2 separate regions of the Homo sapiens genome follow, and region 1 is linked to region 2. A link is a loop called in an ENCODE intact Hi-C map of the cell type or tissue named here. Cell type or tissue: mammary epithelial cell. All regions are shown on one strand. Each heading gives the region's core, and the rest is flanking DNA. Links, peaks and the distances in the headings are about the cores only. Region 1 overlaps SLC1A1 (solute carrier family 1 member 1). Region 2 has its middle 11 kb from the start of AK3.

Region 1 (8,000 bases), core at 1-8,000, 240 kb before region 2:
TGCTATATGGTTGTGTTTGGGCTTTGTGTACAGATGACTTTTGTTATTAAGTGGAAAAGGCCTGAAATATGCTGTTCTATGTTAAGTAAATTGATATAACCTAAGAAAAGATCTTGTTGCCAATTCAGAAACCATAACCTTAAATAGCATGCCTGGGTCTCCTCTGTATCTGGTTTAACATCTGCATTGAATATTGGTATTTTCCAATAATCTCCAACTAGCTTATTTATTTTGAAAAAAAAAAATAGAAATCTACGTCTACTTTTGCTTAAGTGGAAATACTTGAGTAATGCTTGGTTGCTTTTTTAACCTCAAGTCAGTAACTGTGAAAGACTGGACTTACTGCACCTAAGATCTAGAACCCTGAAGTTATCTAATTGGTGCTCATCACTGAGCTTGTGTAGGCTTCCTGAAGCCTATTCAGGGCCCTGTGTACTAGGGAAAAGGGTTGGCAGATCACAGTGTGTGGAGTATGCAGCCAGTAATTCTTTCTTAGATTCTCTCTCCCCTCTTAGAACCTCCCCTCATTTCCCAGGGAACATCTGTTTTCCATGAGGGCAGTACTAAGGGGGCTGAAGATTCCCACAGACATATAATAAAAGGTTCCAAGAGTAGGCTGGCGGCAGTGGCTCACGCCTGTAATCCCAGCACTTCGGGAGGCCGAGGTGTGTGAATCACTAGGTCAGGAAATGGAGACCATCCTGGATAACATGGTGAAACCCCCTCTCTATTAAAAATACAAAAAAAAATTAGCTGAGCGTGGTGGTGGGCACCTGTAGTCCCAGCCACTTGGGAGGTTGAGGCAGGAGAATGGCGTGAACCCGGGAGGTGGACCTTGCAAGTGAGCCAAAGTGGCGCCACTGCACTCCAGCCTGGGTGACACAGCAAGACTCTGTCTCAAAAAAGAAAAAAAAAAATAGATTCCAAGAGTAAACAAAATCCTCAAGTGTTACTGTGCAAAGATTATACTCACCATGTTTGATTTTTTTGGTCTCTGGTGGTCATCCCAGATGCATTCACAGTCATTTCTGGACCTTTAATGTAATCCACTGTTGTTATTAAATGAGCTGATCCACATGGAGTTACTTTTTGAAATCATGAAGTTCCTTATGAATGTTTGTTATTGTGTCTTAAATTCTTTAAATTCTTAAAATATGTCTTAACTCACTTAAAGATAAAAGTAAATGTTTCTGTGGTCCTTCTGGGAGTGGGGAAAGTTACAACTCCACAAATGTTAAGAGAGAAGGGTGAACAGTTAGCAGTCAGGCAGCATGGTTGGGAGTCATGAGGAAGAGCATTCAAGATGACACAAGTTTTGTAAGCAGACCTAAGGAACGGGCTGAAGAATGTTGTGGAGACCCAGGTACTTCGACTTAGCATTCTGAGTTCAGAGTTCGCCCAGGAGTTCCAGGCTTGTGGCAGGTTTAGAAAATCCAGGATGATCGGCCACCTTCTTTCTCCCAGAGGTCGATCTGATCTTAAGTTGTACCTGACTAAAACCTGCTGCAGGAGAGATGGTCAGATTTTATTTACACACAGGGAGATGGCTTCCTAAGATTGTGTAGTGAACCAAGAAGGTGTTTACAGGCATGTGAAACTGGCTATTGTAAAGAGGCAGTGATCTGGGACACGTGATGTTAGTTAAAGTGGAGGAAAAGGTGTACCCTTCAAGCAGAGGATTCCAGGGCCTCTCCAAACCGTACAAGTCTGAGCCAAGGGACAGAAATTCCATCAGTGGCTTGGAAGCCAAATATTTGCCCTGATACTGAGGAAGGGAAAGAGTGGAACGTGACCGTGGGATAGATAAAGGGTCTTCACAGGAATGCAAACAAGATGATAGGTAGAATCACCCATGAGATTAGCAAACAAATCACTTTAAGAGGAAAAAAGTAGAATAAAGAGAGTCAACCACAGGTAGAAAATGCAAGACTTTGGAATCCACAAGTCATAGATATGTATCTCGGGAAATAATCCAAGCACACATGCATGGTACTGATACACCTGTGGGAGAGTGAGAGTCTGGTTGTCCCGAGACTGATAGATTCACCCACCTGCTGGGCTCTAAGCCAGTTGGATATTTGCTCGAGAGACTAGATTCCTGTGGGCTGGTCCTAACTTTCCCAACTAAGCTCACCCTCACTTGAGCCCAAAGGACTCCTAAGACTCCATCCCCAGGAGGCATCCCCAGGTGAGGAGCTGGGCACTTGAATTGTCATGTGTACAGCACCATAGCCATTGTAAAAGGAGAACATCTCACAAGTCAGGAGTTACTGGAGAGACTGTTTATGACACACTTCTGGGTTCGATGGCCCTGAGACAATAAATTCATCCACATTCCTGTGGCCCAGTTTTCATGCTTTGCTCATGACATCCTCCCTCAGTGATTTTCTCCTGCCTTTCATAATCAGGTTTGATGAGCAAAGGTTAGAAAGTGCAGTGGCTTCCTGGGCATGTGCATTAAATAGCAATTAAAATGCAGTCCTGGTTCGGCTCAATGCAGCAGGTGTCAATCAAACACCTACAGTGTGTCAAGCTTGATGCCGGGGCGGTGGGGTACAGGAATGAGCAGACAAATGCTTCTGCCTTGGGAGCTTGAGATGAAAGGGAAGGAGAGCACGAATTAGACCTGTTTGAGGGGGTAATAGAAATTCAGATAAAACTGAGTAGGGTCCAGAGGAGAGATTCTTTCCACCTGAGAAGACAGCCTAGGAAAGGCTTTCTGGAGGAGGTGGCTTTTTAACTAGGCTTTAAGGGGTGGGTAGGAGTTTATTAGGCAGAGATAGTGGCAAAGGGCTTTCAAGGGAGGGCGATCTGTGTGAACAAGAGTGTGAAAGCAAAAAAGCATGTAAACAAAAAAGCATGGAGCATCTTTAAGAAATAGCAAGGAGTTTGCTGTGACTGGATCTGCTGGGATTGGGGGGTGAGAAGGACATGCAGGCCTGTATTGGTTAGGGACCTGGCAGGAAGCAGACTCAAAAGAGTTTCACTGAGCAGAATTGAATCAAGGGACTATTTATAGAGTTCAGCAGGGTAAAAGGAATCAGCAAGGGATGGTGAGGCACCCAGGGATGAATAACTGGGAAGCTATTAGCTCATCTAGGCCTGAACAGACAAGAGAGGGTGATGGGGTTTCCACAGTACAGTGAGGGCTGAGTTGTGGCAGGGAACCAAAAGGCAGGGCCTATGTGGCTGCAGAAGAACAGGGGAAGGGAGGGCGGGAGAAAATAAAAAAAAAAACCCAACCTCTGTCTCTTTCTACCATTAAGATCTACAGCTACTGCCTCTCATTTGCTAAACCCAGCCAAAACCAGAGGCAAGGAACCCTGGATCAGCCCTCCCAGTGCACAGAGCAGGACAAAGAAAGACAGAGGGTGAATCGGAGGGCAAATGGAGAGTGACTAGCACAGAGCCATATGGCATGAGGTGCCATGCTGAAAGGTTTTCTCGGGACATCAAGAAGTGTTGAAAAGATACAAAGTCTAGGAATGATGGCAGGGAAATTATTATTTATTTACTGAGATGGAATCTTGCTCTGTCCCCCAGGCTGGAGTGCAGTGGTATGATCTCAGCTCACTGCAACCTCTGCCTCCCAGGTTCAAGCAATTCTCTTGCCTCGGCCTTCCAAGTAGCTGGGATTACAGGCATGTGCCACCATGCCTGGCTAATTTTTTCATTTTTAGTAGAAATGGGGTTTTGCTGTGTTGGCCAGGCTGGTTTCAAACTCCTGACCTCAAGTGATCCGCCCACCTTGGCCTCCCAAAGTGCTGGGATTACAGGCATGAGCCACTACGCCCAGTCTATTTTGATAACATCTGGTGATACTGGTGGCTGTTGCTTAAGGGCATTATGGGAAATGAGAGGTAAGAATGGCTTCCACAGCCTCTAGCTATATACCAGCAGGACCATCTCCTGCTGTTCACACAAGCCTAGCCCTAGGCCTCTACATCTAGAAAGCATTGCCCGTGCATCTACCAGCCTTTCTTCCATGCAAGGAGGGCAAATGTGGCTGGCGGAGAAGGCACCTAGAATACCAGTGGCAGCTTCTCTGTCTCCCCACTATAATTTAGGACTCTTCTAATTGTAAGCAACAGAAAATCCAGTTCAAACAGGCTTAATCCAGAAAGGTGTAAGGAGGCGGGGGTGACATATAAAATTTATGGCTCAGATACCATAAGAGTCTAGAAACAGTACCTGGCTTCCAGTACAGGGGTTTAATATCATCTGGACCTGTTGTCTCCTTACATACAGTCTCTTTACACCTGTGTCATTTTCACTCCCAAGCAAGACTCTTCCCTGGTGTTGATACAGCTGCCAGCACAGGTCAAGGTTTCTTTTTCCCAGTTCCACACCCAGCAGGAGAGATAAAGTTTCTGATCCCTATTAGTTCAAACAAGACTCCATGGCCTTAGCCTTAGGCTAACTCAGCCCTGAGTCAGAGCTCCATTCCTCAATATAGTCTTGGGACCAAAGGAACATGGTGATCTGATTGGCTAGACCAGGGTCCCTCCCTCATCCTACCATGTTCCCCCAAGCTTCTGGACTACTTAGGGCTTCAGCTCCACCGTAAACAAATTGAGAGTTAGAAGGTATGCTGTTCACTGCAGGGACAAGGGATACTGTCCCTTAGCAAGAGCAACAGACCTGCCTTTTATCTGTTATGTTCTTGAGCTATTTCCTGAAAGCAATCAATACAACACTCATAAGTTAAATTTTATTGAATTCATAGTTACAAAAGCCAGGAAGTCGTTTAGTTATTAACCACATGGTTTGAAATTGATGGAATTGAGACAGAAATCACTTTAAAAACTGAGAGAGGGTGTCATAGTCTGTTCTGGCTGCTGTAACAACATCCCACAGACTACGTAGCTTATAAACAACAGACATTTATTTCTTATAGTTCTGGAGGCCAGGATGTCCAAGATCAAGGTGCCATTAGATTCCGTGTCTGCTGAGGGCCCACCTCCTGGCTCATGAATGATGCCTTCTAGCTGTTTCCTCACACAGTGGAAGTGGCAAGGCAGCTCTCTGGGACTCTTTCAAAAAGGCACTAATCCCATTCAGGAGGGCTCTCCCCTCACGACCTAATCACCTCTCAAGGGCCCCACCTTCTAACACCATCACATTGATGATTAGGTTTCAAAATATGAATTTGAAGGAGGACATACACATTCATACCATAGCAGAGGAGAAGAAAAATTAAGCATGTTTTGCCTTAAACTCTTAAGAATTCTACACACACACACACACACACACACACACACACACTACACTACACTACAGCTTATATTTAATGCTGAAAGTCTGAATGCTTTCCCCCTAAGAGCAGGAATAAGGCAAAGGTGTCCATTCTCACCATTTCTTTTGAATATCTCACTGGAAACCTGGGCCAGTGCAACAGGGCAAGAAAAAGAAATAAAAGGCATTTTGAAAAGAAAGAAACAAAACTGTCCCTATTCACAGATGGCATGATTTTCTACACAGGAAATCCCAAGAAATTACAAAATAAATTTTAAGACTAATAAGTGATTTTAGCAGGGCTGCAAGATACAAGGTTAACACACAAAAATCACTTGTTATTTCTATATGTTAACAATGTACAACTGAAAATGGAAATTTAAATACATTGTGTGACATAGCTCCAAAAGGTAAGGATTAGGTATGTAACAAAATATATATAGGATCTATACTCTGACAATTATAAAACACTGATGAAAGAAATCAATGAATGCCAAAGTAAATGGAGAGACATAAGTTGTTCATGGATTGGATGACTCAACATAGTAATGATGTCAGTTCTCCCATAATTGATGTATAGATTTAATGCAATTCTGATCTAAATCCCAGCAGGGATTTTTGTAGATATACCAGACAAGCTGATTCTAAAATTCATATGGAGGCAGGGTGCGGTGGCTCACACCTGTAATCCCAGCACTTTGGGAGGCTGAGGTGGGCAGATTGCTTGAGCTCAGGAATTGAACACCATCTTGGGCAACGTGGCAAAACTCTACAAAAAAATACAAAACTTAGCCAGGCATGGTGGCATGCGCCTGTAGTCCCAGCTACTTGGTAGGCTGAGGTGGGAGGATTGCTTGAGCCCGGGAGATTGAAGCTGCAGCGAGCCATGATCACGCCACTGCACTCAAGCCTGGGTGACAGAGTGAGATCCTGTCTCCAAAAAAAACAAACAACAAATAAAACTCATATGGAAAGATAAAGGCATTAGAAGAGCTAAAATAATTATGAAAAAGAAGAAAGTTGGAGGAATCATCCTATCTTATTTCAATATGGTTTTCAAGATATCAAGTGTAATATTGGTGAAAAGGTAGACATGGCAAAAACTGCAATTACTTTTGCACCAACCTAATAGATGAATGAAGCAGAACAGAGATTCCAGAAATAGACCCATAGAAATATGCCCAGTTGGTCTTTTTTATTTTTTTTTAAATTGAGACAGGGTCTCACTCTGTCTCCCAGGTTGGAGTGCAGCAGCATGATTGTAGCTCATTGCAGCCTTGAACTCCTGGGCTCAAGAAGTCCTCCTGCTTCAGACTCTCAAAGTGCTGAGATTGCAGGTGTGAGCCACTGTACCTGGCCCTCCAATTGATTTTTGACAAAGGTGCAAAAGCTATTCAAAGAGCAAAGGATAGTCTTTCCAACAAATGGTATTGGAACAACTAGACATCATATGCAGAAAAAAAAATGAACCTCAACCTAAAATCACATTACATTCAAAAATTAACTCCAAAAGGAAAAGAGTAAGATATAAGACTTTTAGAAGAAAACATAGGGGTAAAATCTACATGAGCTGGAGTTAGGCAAAGAGATCTAGATGCCAAAGCACAATTCATAAAAGAAAAAAATTGGTAAGTTGGACTTTAACAAATAAATCTCTTTCTCTCCAAAAGGCACTTAAGAGAATGAACAAACAAGCTACAGACTGGGAGAAAAGAATTGCAGATCATATATCCAACTTGTCTAAATTTGTATCCAGAATATATAGAGAAACTCTCAAAACTAAGTAATAAGAAAACAAATGATCAAACTTTAAAAATAGGCAAAACCTGAACAGACACTTCACCGAAGAGGGTATACTGATGGCAAATAAACACATGAAAAAATATTCAGCATCGTTGGCCGTTAGGGAAAAGTGAATTAAAACCACAATAAGATGCCAGTAAATACCTATTAGAGTGGCTAAAAAAAAATACAACACCAAGTGCTGATGAGGATGTGGAGCAACTGGTACTATTAAACACTGCTGATATGGGAATATAAAATGGTACAGCCACTCTAAAAAACAATTTGGCACTTTCTTATCACCTTAAATACAGCTTTATGATATGGCACAGCAGTCCCACTCCTGTGTATAGGTCCTAGAGAAAGGAAAACATGTTCACACAAAAATCTGTATGTGAGTGTTTATAGCAGCACTCTGCATAATCAATCAAAATGGGAGACGAGTCAAATATTCTTCAATAAGTAAATAAACTACTGTCTATCCATAAAACGTGATCTATTCAGCAAGAGAAAGGAACATACCATTGATACGTACAAAACTCAGATGAATCTTAGAGGCATTATAGTCAGTGAAAAAACCAGTCTCACAACTTACATAGAATATGATTCCATCTGCATGATAGCCTCAAAAAGACAAAACCATAGTGGTGGAAAACAGACTAGTGGTTGCTAGAGGTTAGGAATGGAGAAAGGTGTGACTAGAAAGATACAGCATGAGAGAGCTCTTTGGCGTGATGGAGCTGTTCTATATTCTAATTTTGATGGTGGCTATAAGAATTTTAACATGTTAACCATAGAACTGTACACTAAAATAGTCAATTTTATTGTATGATCAACACATGTACACACACATACAAACATGCCCTTAAGAGTCAGTTGGTGCATACATGTCCAGCATTTGCAAGAGAGGGTCTGTGTTTACTGGTGGGGAATTCCTGTTTTCTACTGAGTTCTCATCCCTGAAAAGAGCAAAACCTTGAGTG
Region 2 (17,146 bases), core at 2,769-10,768:
TGGGACTACAGGCCTGCACCACCATGCCCCGCTAATTTTTGTATTTTTAGTAGCGGTTTTGCCATTTTGGCCAGGCTGGTCTTGAACTCCTGACCTCAAATGATCCTCCTGCTTTGGCCTGCCAAAGTTCTGGGATTACAGGCATGAGCCACCATGCCCGGCCTTTGTCACATTTGAAGACTGAAATGTTTAAGTCTTCAATGTACAACTCTACAATGTACAACTGAGGGGGAAATGATAGGCATGTGTCATGGGTTGAATTGTATTCCCCCAGGAGATATATTGAAGTCCTAATCCCCAGTACCTCAGAAGATGACCTTACTTACACATAGGGTCTTTGCAGACATAAGTAGTTAAGATCAGGTCATAGTGGAAGATGGTCAGCTCTTAATCCAATATGACCTGAAAACATAGCAGGAGAATGCCATGTGACGATGGAAGCAGATATTGGGCTTATACAGCTACAAGCCGAGGAACACCAAAGATTGCTAGGGACACTAGAAGCCAAGAGAAAGACACAAAGCTGATTCTCCCCTAGGATCCTTGGGAGAGAATAACCCTGCCCTTACCTTGGCTATGAATTGTAGTCACTAGAACTGTGAGAGAATAACTTTCTATTGTTTCAAGCCCCCTAGTTTGTGGTAATTTGTTACTGTAGCTCTAGGGAACTAATACAGCTTGTTTCCAAGAAACATGTATATGTGTTTGTATGTTGCTTCACACTATGTGTTACCTAGGTGAGAACAAAAGAATAGGAGGGTTCATGTTTGAGAAATAATTACTAGGATTGTAGTGATTGTAGTAAGACAAAGAGAAGGAAGGTACATCAGTTATCCACTACTATAAAAATCCACTCCAGGCCAGGTGTGGTGGCTCACACCTGTAATCCCAGCACTTTGGGAGGCCAAGACGGGAGGATCACTAGAGTCCAGGAGTTTGAGACCAGCCTAGGCAACATAATGACACCCCCTCCTCTACAAAAAAAAAAAAAAAAAAGAAGAAGAAGAAGAACATTAGCCAGTGTGGTGGTGTGCACCTGTGGTCCCAACTATTTGGGAAGCTGAGGTGGGAGGATTGCTTGAGCCTGGAAGGTTGAGGCTGTAGTGAGCTGTGATCACACCACTGTACTCCAGCCTGGGCAACAGAGCAAGACCCTGTCTCAATAAATAAATGAATATCCTGGCCGGATGTGTTGGCTCACACCTGTAATCCCAGCACTTTGGGAAGCCAAGATGAGCGGATCACTTAAGGTCAGGAATTCGAGACCAGCCTGGCCAACATGGTGAAACCCCCATCTCTACTAAAAATACAAAAAATAGCTGGGTGGGATGGCATGTGCCTGTAGTCCCAGCTACTTGGGAAGCTGAGGCATAAGAATCACTTGAACACTTGAACCCGGGAGGCAGAGGTTGCAGTGAGCCAAGATCACGCCATTGCACTGCAGCCTGGGTGACAGAGTGAGACTCTGTCTCAATAAACAAACAAACAAACAAACAAAAATTAGCTAGGCGTGGTGGTGCACACCTGTAATCCCAACTACTCAAGAAGCCGTGGCAGGAAAATCACTTGAACCCGGGAAATGGAGGTTGCAGTGAGCCGAGATCGCACCATTGCACTCCAGCCTGGGTGATAGAGTGAGACTCTGTCTCGAAAATAAATAAATAAATAAAATATCTGGGGGAAGAATGTTCTAGAGAGAAAAAGAACAAACGCAAAGCCCCTGAGGGAGGAGCGTGCTTGAGTTTCCAAAGAAGCCATTCTGCCTGGAACAGAGAGAGCAAGAAATGAAAGTTATTCAACAAGAAAGCTCAGGGAGGTAGTGAGGGTCCAGACCTTACAGGGCCTAACAAACCACTGTGGCAAATGGTATTGTCTGAAGATGGCCACGACGCCCACTCCCAGTCCATGAGCTTATCTTCGACACTTCTCCCATCAAGAGGTGAGGTCCCTGTCCCCTCCACCTTTAACTGAATAGGCTTCTGTGACTGTTTTGACCAATTGAGCATGGTGGAAGTGATATTATGTGACTTCCAAGGCTAAGTCATAAAAGACAAAGCAGCTTCTGATTTGTTCACCAGGACACTCATTTTGGAAGCCTATAGCTGCCACATGGGGAATCTGACTGCCCTGAGGCCAACAGGCTGTAAGGAAGTCCAGATTAGCCCACATGGAGAAACCACTTAGGAACGTCCTGAGATGACATGGAGAGAGTAGTGCTTTATTCCCTGGGTGTCCCAACTCTAGCCATCTAACTGCACTTGCGTGAGACACCTCAAGCCAAAACTATCCAGCTGAGCCCTTCCTAAGTTCCTGAACCACAGAAGCCATGGGAGAAAATAAAGTGATCATGGTGGTTTTAAGTAATAATGCAAGTGAGAGAGGATGATGACTTAAGCTTGCATGGTATAGGTGATGAGAGCTAGTTGGATTCTGAATACAAATATTCATTTCCTAGAAATAATCTCAAACTTATAGAAAAGTTGCAAATACAGTACAAAGATTCTTTTTTTCTGAGCCATTTGAGATGCCCCATCATTCTTGAATACTTTCATGTATGTTTCCTACAATGACATTTTTGCATAACCACACTATAACTTTTAAAATAAGAAAAAAATCACATGACTAACATTTAATCAGACCTTATTCAGTTTTCCCCAAATGTTCCACTAATGTTCTTTATAACAGAAGTTATGAAATCATACAGTAAATTTTAGTTGTGTGATTTTCAAGATCACACATTGCATTCAGTTTCCATGTCTTTATTCTCTTTCAGTTCTCTTTCAATCTGGAGTAATTCCGTAGTCTTTCCTTGACTTTTATGACTTTGACACTCTTTGTTCATTGTTTTGTTTTCTTTTTTAACTTCCCATACTATGCCAGTGTAATGACCTTGACACTCTTGAAGATTATGGGAAGGTTATGTTGTAGAACACCCTCTCTTTGAGTTTATCTGATGTTCTCTCATGATTCTATTCAGCTTATTCATCTTTGGTAGATAATATTACAGAAGTAGTGCTGTGATTTTGTTATGTTCTATCAGATGGCATATGATTTTAATGTGTTGCATTATTGATGATGCTAACTTTGATCACCCAGTTAAGGTGGTGTCTGCAGGATCTCTCCACTATGAAATTACTCTTTTTCCATTTGTAATTAACAAGTATTCTAGGCCCGGCACGGTGGCTCACGCCTATAATCCCAGCACTTTGGGAGGCTGAGGAGGGAGGATTGCTTGAGCTCAGGAGTTTAAGACCAGCTGGGCAACAATTCAAAAAAAATTAGCTGGGCATGGTGGCCCAGCCTATATTCTTAGCCTCTCAGGGAGTGGGTTGAGTGGGGTGCTGAGGTGGGAAGATCACTTGAGCCCAGGAGGTGGAGGCTGCAGGGAGCTATGATCGTACCACTGCACTAGAGCCTGGGCAACGGTGTGAGACCCTGTCTTTAAAAAAAAAAAAAGTATTCTGTAAGAGGGTAGTTGAAGTTCAGACTTTGTAAATACCTTATCTTTCATCAAACTTTTAATTTACTCACTATCTTACATTTATTTATATGGTTTCTTATTTTATTAAATTGGTTGTAAGCCATTGTCATTATTATTTATTTTGATGTTCAAATCATTTAAGATTTGGCTAATGGAATCTCCTTCGTGTTAGCTAGCATCTGTGTCCTTTTGGCATGTCCCCATTACTCTTTGTGCACTTCTTTACTTTCTGGCATAAGAAGGTCCAGGTTCATCTTGGACTTCCTAGACCCAGCAACACATTGAAATGGCTGAGATCAACCATTTCTCCAAGAATCCCTGGTTTCCTTTAGTGGAATATGGAATTTAGAAACTGAGGCCCGTGCATTCAGTGTGCTCATTACTATTAATGTGTTGCTGCTTTAAGGCCCTCTCAGAGGACAGGGCTAAGGAATATGTAAATATGTTTGTATTCATTTACACACACGTTTACATCTACATTTATTTCTATGTTTATCTATGTATTACTGAAGCCATGAGTTTACATTGATACCTTCATTTCTGATCTAATATTCTAGGATTTATTTTCATTTTTTCCCTTCCATCCTTCACTACAATCCTAGTCTTGTCTTCTCCTCATATATTGAAGCCACCAATTTTTATTTTATTTTATTTTATTTTTTAGAGACAGAGTCTTACTCTGTCACCCAGGCTGGAGAGCAGTGGCATGATCATACCTCACTGCAGCCTCAACCTCCTGGGCTCAATTGATCCTACTGCTTCAGCCTCCCAAGTAGCTGGAACTACAGGCACATGCCATCACTCCCCACTAATTTTTATTTATTTATTTATTTTTAATTTTTTTTAGTAGAGACAAGATCTTGCTATGTTGGCCAGGTTGGTCTCAAATACCTGGGCTCCAGGGATCCTCCCACCTCAGCCTCTAAAATATTGGGATTACAGGTGTGAACCACTACATTCAGTCTTCTTTTATTCTTATCTACCTAACACAGAGTAACACATTGCTTCTGGATTTTGAGTTAGTGTCTCTAACAGACTCTCATGTCCTTCATGTATCCACATTTATGATCAGTCACTCTGTGTATACCCAACCTTCTATCACCACTGCCTACCCTTTCTCCATGCAGATGTCCTCCTCACCCCACTTGGGTTACAGAATTCCATGCCGACAATTCATCAGCCCGATATATGGACGCTGTTATCTGGCTGGGGCTCTGACACTCTATGCTGGACCAGACCACGCCCTCCAAAGACATCCTTCTCACCACTTCTGGGCTCTGACATCACAGGCCAGGCTGCTTATGACTATGAGCATTCTACTCACTCTGTGCAGACTCCAAAACCCTGAGCCACACTGTACTGCCGTCTACATGGAGAAATCTTCCTCACTCCACTCAGACTCTGGCACTTGTGCTGGGCAGCTCTCCTCTGCAGATGCCCTCTTCTTGCATATAGTTTAAATGTAGACCCAACGTGAGTCCCTGGTGGATTCGATGGATTAAAGTGAGGGAAAAAAAGAGATTTCTCCTGAGCTACTGGGAGAATAGAATTGTCATTAGCTGAGATTGGGAAGACTATAAGAGAAACAGGTTGGGTGAAAATATTAGAGTTGTTTTGGAATAAGTTAACTTCGAGATACCTGTTGGACATCCAGGCAGAGAAAATAAGGAAGGAGGCAGATGTATAAATTTTGACCACAGGGTAGAGGTCCAGGCTGGAGACATAAATTTGAGAGTTGTCAATATGTTTAAATTTTTGAGATGGTACAAGCTCACTAGGGAGCAACTTTAGATAGAGAGGAGAGGTCTGAAATCTGAGTTCTGAGGTTGTCTAACATTTTGAGGTTGGAAGATATGGAAGAAACATTGAAAAAACCTGAAAGAGAGGGAGAGGCCAATTAAGAAGAAAATTGGGTGAGTATGGTGTCGTGGAAGTCAATTGAAGAATGTGTTTCAAGAAGAATATGATGAAATGAGTCAAATTCTGCTGATAGGTAGGACTGAGAACTGATTGAAAATTATTTCTAGGCTGGGCACAGTGGCTCACGCCTGTAACCCCAGTACTTTGGGAGGCCGAAGTGGGCAGATCAGAAGGTCAGGAGTTTGAGACCAGCCTGGCCAGCATGGTGAAACCCTGTCTCCACTAAAAATACAAAAAATTAGCCAGGCATGGTGGCGCCTGCCTGTAGTCCCAGCTACTCAGGAGGCTGGGGCAGGAGAATCGCTTGAACCTGGCAGGTGGAGGTTGCAGTGAGCTGAGATCGTGCCACTCTACTCCAACCTGGGTGACAGAATGAGACTGTCTCAAAAAAAAAAAAAAAAAAAGGAAAAAGAGAAAAAAGAAAATTACTTCTAGTTGTCAAAAAAAACCCCTTATGAAATAAATTACATTTCATTTACAATTTATAGATTTAAAAAATGAGGATAATTTTGCCCCAAATTCCATAACTATTCAGCAGCTAAATTAGTGATTTCAAATTGTACTGGATGCATATAGGAAATGCTTTCTCTGAGGAGAAACTTCTGGGAGTAGAATTCAAATTATCCAGACAAGGATATTAGAGAAAAAAGAAAGATAAGGTCTAGACAAAAGTCAAGGAACAGAACAGAGAAGGTGGAACTCAGATACTACAATGTCATATTGTTTAACACTTTGCAAAAGAAACAGAAGAGGGCGCCTTAGAGCTAAGACAATTTTATTAGGACGTTCACTTGGAAAGATAAATAAGAATATCTGAGAAAGCCCTAAGAAAGACGGACAATGAGGAAGCCTGTACCATAAGAAAATAATATTGACACATATTTTAGTTTATTCTATGTCCTCCTCACCCCACTTGGGTTACAGAATTCCATACCGACCACTCATCAGCCTGATATATGGACACTCTTATCTGGCTGGGGCTCTGATACTCTATGCTGGACCAGACCACCCCCTCCACAGACATCCTTCTCACCACTTCTGGGCTCTGACATCACAGGCCAGGCTGCTTATCGCTATGAGCATTCTACTCACTCTGTGCAGACTCCAAAACCCTGAGCCACACTGTACTGCCGTCTACATGGAGACATCTTCCTCACTCCACTCAGACTGGCACTTGTGCCGGGCAGCTGTCCTCTGCGGATGCCCTCTTCTTGCATATATTTTAAATGTAGACCCAACATGAGTCCCTGGTGGATTCTGTGCTGCTATAACAAAATATTGAGACTGGATAACTTATAATGAAAAAGAAACATATTGGCTCACAGTTCTGGTGGCTGAGAAGTCCAAGATCAGGTGCTAGCATCTGGTGGGAGAGAGAGAGAGAGGGAGAGAGAGACAAAGAGACCATGCCTGAAAGCCCCTTTATTAAGGCACTAAACCCACTCAGGAGGGTGGAGCCCCATGGGCCAAATACTTAACCAAAGATCCCACCTCCCAACACTGTCTCAATGGCATAAATTTCAACGTAAGTTTTGATGGGGACAAATGTTCAAACCCATGGCAGCACATGAATAAAACAGAATAGAAAAGCCAAAAATTTTAAAAAATAAGAAAACCCAAAAATAAACTTAATGACATCTGGAAGTCTAATAAGTGGTAAATATGCCATCTCAAATCAATAGAGAAAAAGAAGACCTTCTTAATAAATAGTCCTGTCATAAATGGGTAGCCAGTGGAAGAAGATACAATCTGTCTTAGTCTGTTTTCCGTTGCTATAACAGAATACCTCAGACTGAGTAATTTATAAAGAAAATAAGCTTACTTAGCTCGTGATTCTGGGGGCTGGGAAGTCCAAGAGCAGGGTGCCAGCATCTGGTAAGGGCCTTCCTACTACATCATAATATGACAGAGTGCATCACATGGCAAGAGAGCAAGAGCATGTCAACCTCTCAGGTCTCTGGTCTTCTTATAAAGCCACCAGTCCCATTATGGAGGCCCTACCCTGATGACTTTATCTAATCCTAATTATCTCCCAAAGGCCCCACATCCAAATGCCACCAATCTATAAATTTGGGAGTTACATTTCCAACACATGAAATTAGGAGGACATGTTCAAACAAGAGCACCATCATATCTGTTTTTCCACTTAAGATAAATTCCAATGGATCAAATATCTAATTTTTTGAAAGAAGTAAAGCTATATAAATACTAGAAGAAAATATGATGAAAATTTTCTATAATCAAGAAATTGGAAACACTTTTCTAACTCTAACTCAAAATCCAGATGCAATACAGGAAAAGACCAAAATTGGAGGTATACAAAACAACAATAACATTTTTGCATAGCAAAAGACATCATAAGCAAAATTAAAAGATAAATGACAAACCGGGAATATGATTTCCAATTTATGTCATAGACAATGGGTTAATGTCCAGTAATGTGTTCTTCCCGGGAGTGGGGGTCAGGAGGATGTTATCGCATTTGCCAATTTCCATAGAGTAAATACTCCACCATAGCCAGTGTTAACTTGCCAATGTAATATCAGCTGCACTAATGCTACATCAGCGGGACTGCAAAATTCCTAAAAATTTAACAGTCAGCACTTGCAAGCTGGCACTAGCCAGCTTTAGCACACTGCTGCAAATATTCCTAATATATGATGGGCTTCTAAAGATGGAGAAGGGAAGGAAACCCATCCTATGGAAGATAGGCAAGAGATACAAACACTTTGCAGTTCACACACACACACAAAATGAAAATAAAGGACCTTTAAATATATGAAAATGTTGAATCGTACTACCCGTAAAATAAATGCAAATTTAAACTAAAATGAGATGCCATTTTTCAACTATCAGATTGGGAGAAAATCTCAAAGTTCAACAATATAATGTGTTTACCAGGCGGTGAGGAAAGAGGCACTCATATTTTGCTGGTGGGAATGCAAAAAATGGTACCATCCATGAGGAGGGTGTCAGCCTTAAGAATGAAACTGAGGTAAAATTAGTATAAATCAAAAGTGTATTTGGGCCAAATTCGAGTACTTTAATTTCGGAAATGTATGTTCAAGTTGCCCTGAAATATATGCTCCAATTAGCAGCAGTTACAAGTGGGTTTCCAAAGGAAAAAATGGGGTGGTTCCTAAATTGAACATGAGCTATTGGTTGGCTATACATTATTCTTTATATCACTAATCCCAAGAACATGAATATAATGGGTGAAGGCCACATAGTGCAATTTATGATAGCATTTTAGGTAATTTATCAGCTAGTCTGGAAACTACAAGGAAGGAAAGAAAAAACTAAATGCCATTAACCAGGCTGGGTGCAGTGGCTTATGCCTGTAATCCCAGCACTTTGGGAGTGTGAGGCGGGTGGATCACTTGAAGCCAGGACTTTGAGAACCAGCCTGGCCAACAAGGTGAAACCCCATCTCTACGAAAGAATACAAAAATTAGCCAGGTGTGGTGGTATGCACCTGTAATTACAGCTCCTCGGGAGTCTGAGGCACAAGAATTGCTTAAACCCAGAAGGCAGAGATTACAGTGAGCTGAGATGTCGTCACTGCACTCCAATCTGGGTGACAGAGCAATACTCTGTATCAAAAAAAAAAAAGAGAGAGAGAGAGAGAGGGAAGGAAAGAAAGAGAAAGGAAGAAAAAAAAGAAAGAAAGAAAGAAAAGAAAAGAAAAGAAAAGAAAAGAAAAGAAAAGAAAAAAGAAATTGCCTTTAAGCAGCTGCCCTGGTGAGGGAGAGGATGACACCTGGGAAAGGGGGCAGGCTGTGATTGAAGACTCATTCTTTTTTTTTTTTTTTTTTCTTTTCAAGACAGAGTCTCCCTGTGTCACCCAGGCTGGAGTGCACAGGTGCGATCTTGGCTCAGTGTAACCTCCGCCGCCCGGGTTCAAGCGATTCTCCTACCTCAGCCTCCAGAGTAGCTGGGATTACAGGCACCTGCCACCACGCCCGGCTAATTTTTTTATTTTTAGTGAAGACAGGGTTTCACCATGTTGGCCAGGCTAGTATTGAACTCCTGACCTCAGGTGATCCACCTGCCTTGGCCTCCCAAATTGCTGGGATTATAGGCATGAGCCACCATGCCTGGCCTGAAGACTCATTGTCATGTCTCTCTGGTCCTAATAAATTTTACATACGTCACATTCTTCAGACTGCTCTGAGCTACTTTTCTTTCTCAAGGGAAATTTGGCAAAATCTAGCAAAATTTTATATACCATTTACCAATTGATCCATCTATCTCAAAAATACAAAAAGACATATACATAAGATTATTCAGTGAGCACTACTTTTAATAGTAAGAGACTAGAAACATCCCCAAAGTTCATTCAGCACAGAATGATTGAATAAAACTGAGATTCATTAACATAGTAAAATACTGTGCACTTGTAGAACCCATAAGAAATATCTGTGGCATGACTGCCAGTGAAAAAAGTAGGGTGGCAAAAAATAAAGGTAATATCCTACCGTTTAACTAAAGGGAGAAGAGGATATGAATAGATCCTTATACTTACATTTTTTAAACCAGAAGAACAAGCCAGGCAAGGTGGCTCATGCCTGTAATTCCAGCATTTTGGGAGGCTGAGGTAGGTGGATCACCTGAGCTCACGAGTTGGAGACCAGCCTGGGTGGCATGGTGAAACCCCATCTCTACCAAAAATACAAAAATTAGCCGGGCATGGTGGTGTGCATCTGTAGTCCCAGCTACTCAAGAGGGTGAAGTGGGAGGATGGTTTGAGCCTGGGAGGCAGAGAAATAGAAAAATAAAATGAAAATGAACAACAAAAAACCCTGACTACCAGGCTGGGCGTGGTGGCTCACGCCTGTAATCCCAGCACTTTGGGAGGCCAAGGCAAGCGGATCACCTGAGAGTTTAAGACCAGCTTGACCAACATTGAGAAACCCTGTCTCTACTAAAAACACAAAAGTAGCTGGGCATGGTGGCACATGCCTGTAATTCCAGCTACTCAGGAGGCTGAGGCAGGAGAATAGCTTGAACCCAGGAGGTGGAGGTTGCAGTGAGCAGAGATCGCACCATTACACTCCAGCCTGGGCAACAAGAGCAAAACTCCATCTCAAAAAACAAAACAAACAAACAAAAAAACCTTGATTACCTCTAGGAGGAGAAGGGAATAGAGAGCTGAGGCACAGGGATGGAGGCCATGTGTCTCTGAAGATTTCACTTTGTTAATTGTGCAACAAGGTTTCCTTCCTTCCTTTCTTCCTTCCTTCCTCTCTCTCTTCTTCTTTCTCTGTTTCTCTTTCTTTCTTTCTCTCTCTCTCTTTCTCTCTTTTTCTCTTTCTTTCCCTTCCTCCCTCCCTTCCTTTCTTTTTCTTTTTTTCTTTTTTTTTTTTTTTGAGACAAGATCTCACTCTGTCACCTAGGCTGGAGTGCAGTAGTGCAATCTTGGCTCACTGCAACCTCCACTTCCTGGGCTCAAGTGATCCCCCCCACCTCAGCTTCCCGAGTAGCTGGGACTACAGGTACGCACCATCATGCCCGGCTAATTTTTGTATATTCTGTAGAGAAGGAGTCTCGCTATGTTGCTTAGGCTGGTCCCAAACTCCTAAGCTCAAGCAATCCACCCGCCTTGGCCTCCCAAAGTGCTGTGATTACAGGTATGAGCCACCTCGTCAGGCCCATTTTCTAAAACATTTAAAAAAGCAACTCCTGAAAGTCAAAGGCAAAATAAAACAAATGAAACTGGTTGTGTAATGACCAGTTCTATTTTTATAAATTGTGACTGCTCTCTGATTAGCTCATAGAAATCTAAGTACAGGTAGTGGCTTCCTTTGTAATGGAGGTAACCCATGTTCTGAAGTTTTTTCTCTTGGAATTTTCTACAAATCTCACATATCTATTTTTGGCATTCCTGACAGATGTCAGATACCGTAACCTTGGCCATAAAGCATACTTCCTTGGTTAGTTTCTCTTAGCCTGAGGCATTGCTTGTCCTCTGATACAAAACTTCCCCCACCATAGCACTGACTTCCCTCCAGAAATGAGACATCACGTTATCCTATTAATGCCCCATTAATTCACAGGCTGTGGCCCATACAGGGCATTTCTATCCCAGATCCCACGTATAATGTGTTAACAGAAAAAAAAAACAAGCTGTAAAATGTTTTAAAGAGGTTTAATCTGAACCAATATGTGTGACCATGGCCCCTGGAAACACAGCCGCAAAGCAGTCCTGAGGAAGTGAGCCCAAGGTAGTTGGTGACAGTTTGGTTTTAGACATTTCAAGGAGACAGGGATTACAGGTAAAGACAAACCAATACATGGAAGATATATATTGGTTTGGCCTGAAAAGGTGAGATATCTTGAAGCAGGAGCTTACAGGTCATAGGCGGACTCAGATATTCTTTAATTTGCAATTGGGCTGGGTACAGCGGCTCATGCCTATAATCCCAGTACTTTGGGAGGCCAAAGCAGGAGGATGGCTTGAGCTCAGGAGTTCAAGACCAGCCTGGGCAATCTAGTGAGACTCCATCTCTACAAAAAATTTAAAAATTAGATTAGTGTGGTGACATGTGCCTGTAGTCCCAGCTACTCAGGAGGCTGAAATGGGAGGATCACTTGAGCCTAGGAGGTCAAGGCTGCAGTGATCACACCACTGCACTCTAGCCTAGGTAATGAAGTGACCCCTGTCTCAAAAAAAAGAAAAAAAAAAGAAAAAGAAAAATTGGAATTGGTTAAAGGAGTAAAGGTTTGTCTAAAAATTTGAAGTCCACAGAAAGGAACATTTAAGTCAAGAAAGTCTGGGTCAGAGTGACCTGCAGGGGTTTGTGACTTAACCCTTGTCGGGCATAGCCTCAGGTCCTGTTTATAATTTGGTATCTTATTTTCACAAAGAGTCCCTCTTGTTAAGTTTCATGATCTCTATTTTAACATGAATGCTGCGCATTTGTTGTGTCTAAACTGTAAAAGCGAGGGAGTATAATGAGGCGCGCCTGACCTCCCATCCCATCATGGCCAGGGACTCAGTTTTTCAGATTTCTCTTGGCCAAGAAAGAGTCCAATCCGTCAGCTGGGAAGCTTAGGATTTTATTTTTGGTTTACAAAGGTAATCATTTACTCCCATGAGGGTAATCGTCCTCCTTGAAATTCAAGAGTTTCCTGGATCACAGGATCTGCAGTTACACACAGCTGAGTTTGACTTTCACAGGCTGAGAGACCTTGAGCAAAATCATTAACCTCTTTTAGCTTCACCAGCCTGCCTCTATGAAACAGGGGAAGGATAATACCTGCCCTATGGGGTTGTTGCAAGATTTAAATAAGATTATATATGTGTCAAAGGACAAAATTACAGCAAATTTAAAGAGCTCACCTGGTTTTAATTGTGATTCTAGAGTCGGACAACACTTCATTCTGTAAAACAGAATAAGTGTTCTAGGAGCTGAGAAAGGGCTGAATTACAGACAGGGAAAGGTGAAGAAAGCAGAGGCAAAGAACGGTGTGTATCAGGCATTGCAAAGCTGCTTTCCTGTGAGGAGGAGACAGAACAATAGAAAAATAACTGATGAGCTAACATCAGGTTACTGCAGGCTACTTCTTTTAGGTAGGAATTAAAGCAGAAGGCACTTCATTATCCTGCCAATTGAAGATTGGCCTATTTGGAAAATTGGCTATTATCTCTTTCTTCGGATTTCTAGGAAGGTCAGATAACAATTTAGTTTGGGTTTGGTGACATGGATGTGGAAATTCTTTTTAGTCTGGTCTGCTGGGGCCTAGTGCAGAAACTTAGTCTAAAACAGTGACCTCTTATAATTTTTATGTCGCATATGTAAAATGCTAGGTATATACTGGTTGCTCCCTCTCTTTTTTTGCTCTGCTTATCTTTTCTTCTCTCCTTCCTTCCCACCATCTTTTCAATGTAGTGACAAGTGTTATTAAAAAAAAAAACAAAGCAAAGGATAATGTAAATCTGCAGACAAAAAAAAAAAACAGTGTCTCTTTTCAGTCAATATTTGCAACTTCCACCTCATTAAATATTCTCTCACAGTAGAATAAGGTGGCAAAGAAATGAAGTGCAAATTAGCCTAAGGTAGCTGAGTCCTCATCCTGGTTTCATCACTAATTAGTTCTACAGACCCTGGCAAGCACTTGACCTTTCTGATCCACGCTTGTCTCAATAGCATAATGAAGATCATGCCTGTCTCAGAGGGACAGTGAGGCTCCTGTTGTTGGCATGCCTTATCATTATGTAAATGGAGGGCCTTGTATACAAATAATCTCTTCAGACAAATTGTGTAATATGACATTGAAATTATCCTTCTCTTTACCTCTATCCCCCATCTTTGGCTCCAGTTTTTAAAGACTGCTATTAAAAGACAAATACATTAGCACATTAAGATATTGTCACCTAGCAATAACTTTTTAAAAGTTAATTAATCATATTAGTCACAGCAGACAGCAGAGCCACTATGCTTTGGGCACAGGGAGGTTGGGATTTGGATGGGATGGGAAAGGAATCCAGAATAATCTGGCTCTTGGCTCATGATGCTCTCAAAGAAAACTCCTGTACAGAAAGTGGGGGAAGGAGCCTCCAGACAAACCCTGCCCTCTTTGCAGTTTTGCTTCAGGCTTGTAATTCACTTTTCCTGAGAATGGCATGGAATTTGTGGATAAGCAGGTGAAAAACCATTCTTATCAAGTGTGGAGGGAAAAGAAAAGGTTTTGTTTGTTTGTTTGTTTGTTTTAAGACAGTCTTGCTCTGTCACCCCGCTCAGTGCAAACATGGCTCACTGCAGCCTCAACCTCCTGGGCTCAAGTGATCCTCTCACCTCAGTCTCTCCAGTACCTGGGACCACAGGTGCCTGATACCACACCCAGCTAATTTCTAATTTAGTAGCGGTGGGGTCTTGACATGTTGCCCAGGCTGGTCTCAAACTCCTGAGCTCAAACAATCTGCCTGCCTTGGCCTCCCAAAGTGTTGCGATTACAGGCGCAAGTCACTGATAAAAGATAAATTTTTAATCTGAGAAATATGAACCCCTTTACATTATCAGGCCCAGAGAGGCATTGGGATGTAACTGCAGTCACATCTCACTCCTTCTCGAGCTGAATAATGATCTCTTGAAGTCTCTTGCTATGAAGACTCTAGACTAACTGATGCCAATTAGCCATGAAATGCCATACACCCTATAGTTCAACAAAGTCTAGCCAATCACTAATCAGTGTTATTTCTGTAAGCCAATGAGAAATCCTAATGATCAATTTTGTAATTGCCCCCTCTCCTGATTCGTCTTATATTCTTTAAACATTCGAGGCTCTCTTTTTGTTCTTGGGAGCACTCTCCAAGGCAACTTGAAAGTGTGTCCCAGGCTGCAGTTCTCAACCTTGACCCCAATAAACTCTCTATATTAATTTCGCCTCAGCTTCTTCCTTTTAGGTCCACAGAAGCGTCAATTGGCCAGAAAAAAAAAAAAGAAAAGAAAACAAAAGAAAAAGAAAAGTAATAAACTCTGTTAGAAGCTAGGCTGGGCGCGGTGGCTCACGCCTGTAATCCCAGCACTTTGGGAGGCCGAGGCAGGTGGATCACCTGAGGTCGGAGTTCGAGACCAGCCTGGCCAACATGGTAAAACCCCATCTCTACTAAAAAATACAAAAAATAGTTGGGCGTGGTGGTGGACAGCTGTAATCCCAGCTACTCGGGATGCTGAGGAAGGAGAATCACTTGAACCCAGGAGGTGGAGGTTGTAGTGAGCCGAGATCGTGCCATTGCACTCCAGCCTGGGCAACAAGAGCGAAACTCAAAAAAAAAAAAATCATCTGGCCTAAATATCTTGGCTGGAGTCTCCTGCAGGAAAGACCCACTGTGACTAATGGAGTCCCGAAGTGGGCATAGAAGGTCATGGTTGAGAATTCTAAGCTGCTGTGAAGATGCCAGGCCCAGTTTTATGACTTCCCTCTGGTTCTATGCCACCCTCCCCTCAAGGTCCCCTCCCTGAGATGCCTGAGGCTCGGACCCCACCAGGGATGAAGGCTGCCGCCAGCGTGTGTTGCAGTTCCTGCGCCGCACAGAAGGGGGCGCCATTCCTGCATTATTTCTCCCGACCTAACTCCGGTAACGCAGCTCCTAGTTGTAGGGCCTATCTTATATTCGTTTTACAGTGTTTATTTTTTTTCTTTTTTCTTTTCTTCTTTTCTTTTCTTTTTTTTTTTTTGAGACGGAGTCTCTGTCACGCAGGCTGTAGTGCAGTGGCGCGATGTCGGCTCACTGCCTTAGCCTCCCAAGTAGCTGGGATAACAGGTGCAGGCCACCACACCTGGCTAATTATTGTGTTTTTAGTAGGGACGGGGTTTCAACATGTTGGCCAGGCTGGTCTCGAACTCCTGACCTCAAGTGATCCACTCACCACCACCTCCCAAAGTGCTGGGATTACAGGCGTGAGCCATCGCTCCTGGCACATTTCACAGTTTCGAGAGCACTGTCTCATTTCACCCTTTAGACCAACCACGCAATGATTAAGGGCAGGCTCTATTATCCCTGTTCTACAGACAGAAAACAGAGACAGCCAGCTTAAGCGACAGTGTCAGACAATTCGGTAATTCGTTTGGTTCCTGACCAGTGCTTTTCCCACTCTGCTGTCCAGCATAAAACAGGGTTGTCAAGGACAACTGGGAAATGAACACAGACCCCAGAACTCCCTGACAAAAGGAGAGAAGACAGACTCCCTTATCCATGCCACACGATAGATGGCCTTGGGTACACTGCTTCTCTCGGGAGGTTTAGAAATCAAATTGAGTCTGCTCCTAGGTTCCAAACACAATTAAATTTAGCTTTGTTGGGTCATTCTGTGGTCAGGCTGTAAGTTCAGCTTGGTCAAGGGGAAGGAAGGGAATAAGCAGAAGCTGTGGGTTGGGCACCTGTCCTTTTGCCTACTCAGTGCCGCTCTTCTTGTGGACATAAAGACACCCATGTAACCCCTCATGGCTACAAGCTGGGAAAACTCTAAAATGATTGCTCTTTCAAAATTTTTTAACTGACAAATAAAAATTGTATATATTTATGGTGTCCCACATGATATTTGATATACGTCCACATTGTGGAATGGCAAAATCAATCTAATTAACATATACATTACCTCACATTTCTTTTTGTGTGTGGTGAGAACACTTAAAATCCACTCTCTTAGCAATTTTCTAGTATACAATACATTGTTACTAACTACAGTCTCCATGGATCTCTTGAACTTCTTCCTCCTGTGACATGAGCCACCATGCCTGGCCTCCTCTTTCCCTTTGTGTCTCTTGTTTTTTCTTTTTTTGAGACACGGTCTCACCCTGTTGCCCAGGCTGGAGTGCAGTGGTGCAATCTCAGCTCACTGCAACCTCCACCTCCTGGGTTCAAGCGATTCTCCTGCCTCAGCCTCCCAAGTAGCTGGGATTAGGGGTGAGCCACCGTGCCCAGGCTCCCTTTTGTGTCCCTTTTACTCTTCCTTGACCCACTGCCCCCAACCCTGTCCCTCCCTCTGTATACTCTTAGAAAATGACATCTGATCACCCAAGCCGGATGTCCTGCACCCTCAGCATTGCTGCCAAGAGAGATCTTCCAAAAATGCAGATCTTCTCAAGTCATTCTCCTGCTTAAAATTTCTGCATTCCCTGGATCTTTGGGGAGAAAGATAGCTTGGTATTCCAGGCACTTCGTTTTCCCTTTTTTTTTTTTTTTTTTTTTTTGAGACAGAGTCTTGCTCTGTCTCCCAGGCTGGAGTGCAGTGGTGCTAT

What was found. Peaks named below come from ENCODE experiments on the same cell type or tissue, not always from the same donor. Only the 100,000 strongest peaks of a DNase experiment are listed, where the experiment ranks them.
Region 1: it touches region 2 in a loop (4-fold over the local background); 2 of 110 quality-filtered maps call a loop at or near these places.

What each region holds. Positions count from the first base shown.
Region 1 is chr9:4,506,336-4,514,335 of GRCh38, forward strand. The region is part of intron 1 of SLC1A1 (solute carrier family 1 member 1); the gene reads left to right. Among named protein-coding and RNA genes, the nearest start is that of SLC1A1, 20 kb to the left of the region's middle. RefSeq lists an enhancer at 420-479. In mammary epithelial cell, for the core only: no CTCF peak of the experiment used is centred there; DNase peaks (open chromatin) are centred at 2,316 and 3,066.
Region 2 is chr9:4,744,071-4,761,216 of GRCh38, forward strand. No RefSeq gene overlaps it. Among named protein-coding and RNA genes, the nearest start is that of AK3, 11 kb to the left of the region's middle. In mammary epithelial cell, for the core only: a CTCF peak has its summit at 6,151 (motif pointing right); no DNase peak of the experiment used is centred there.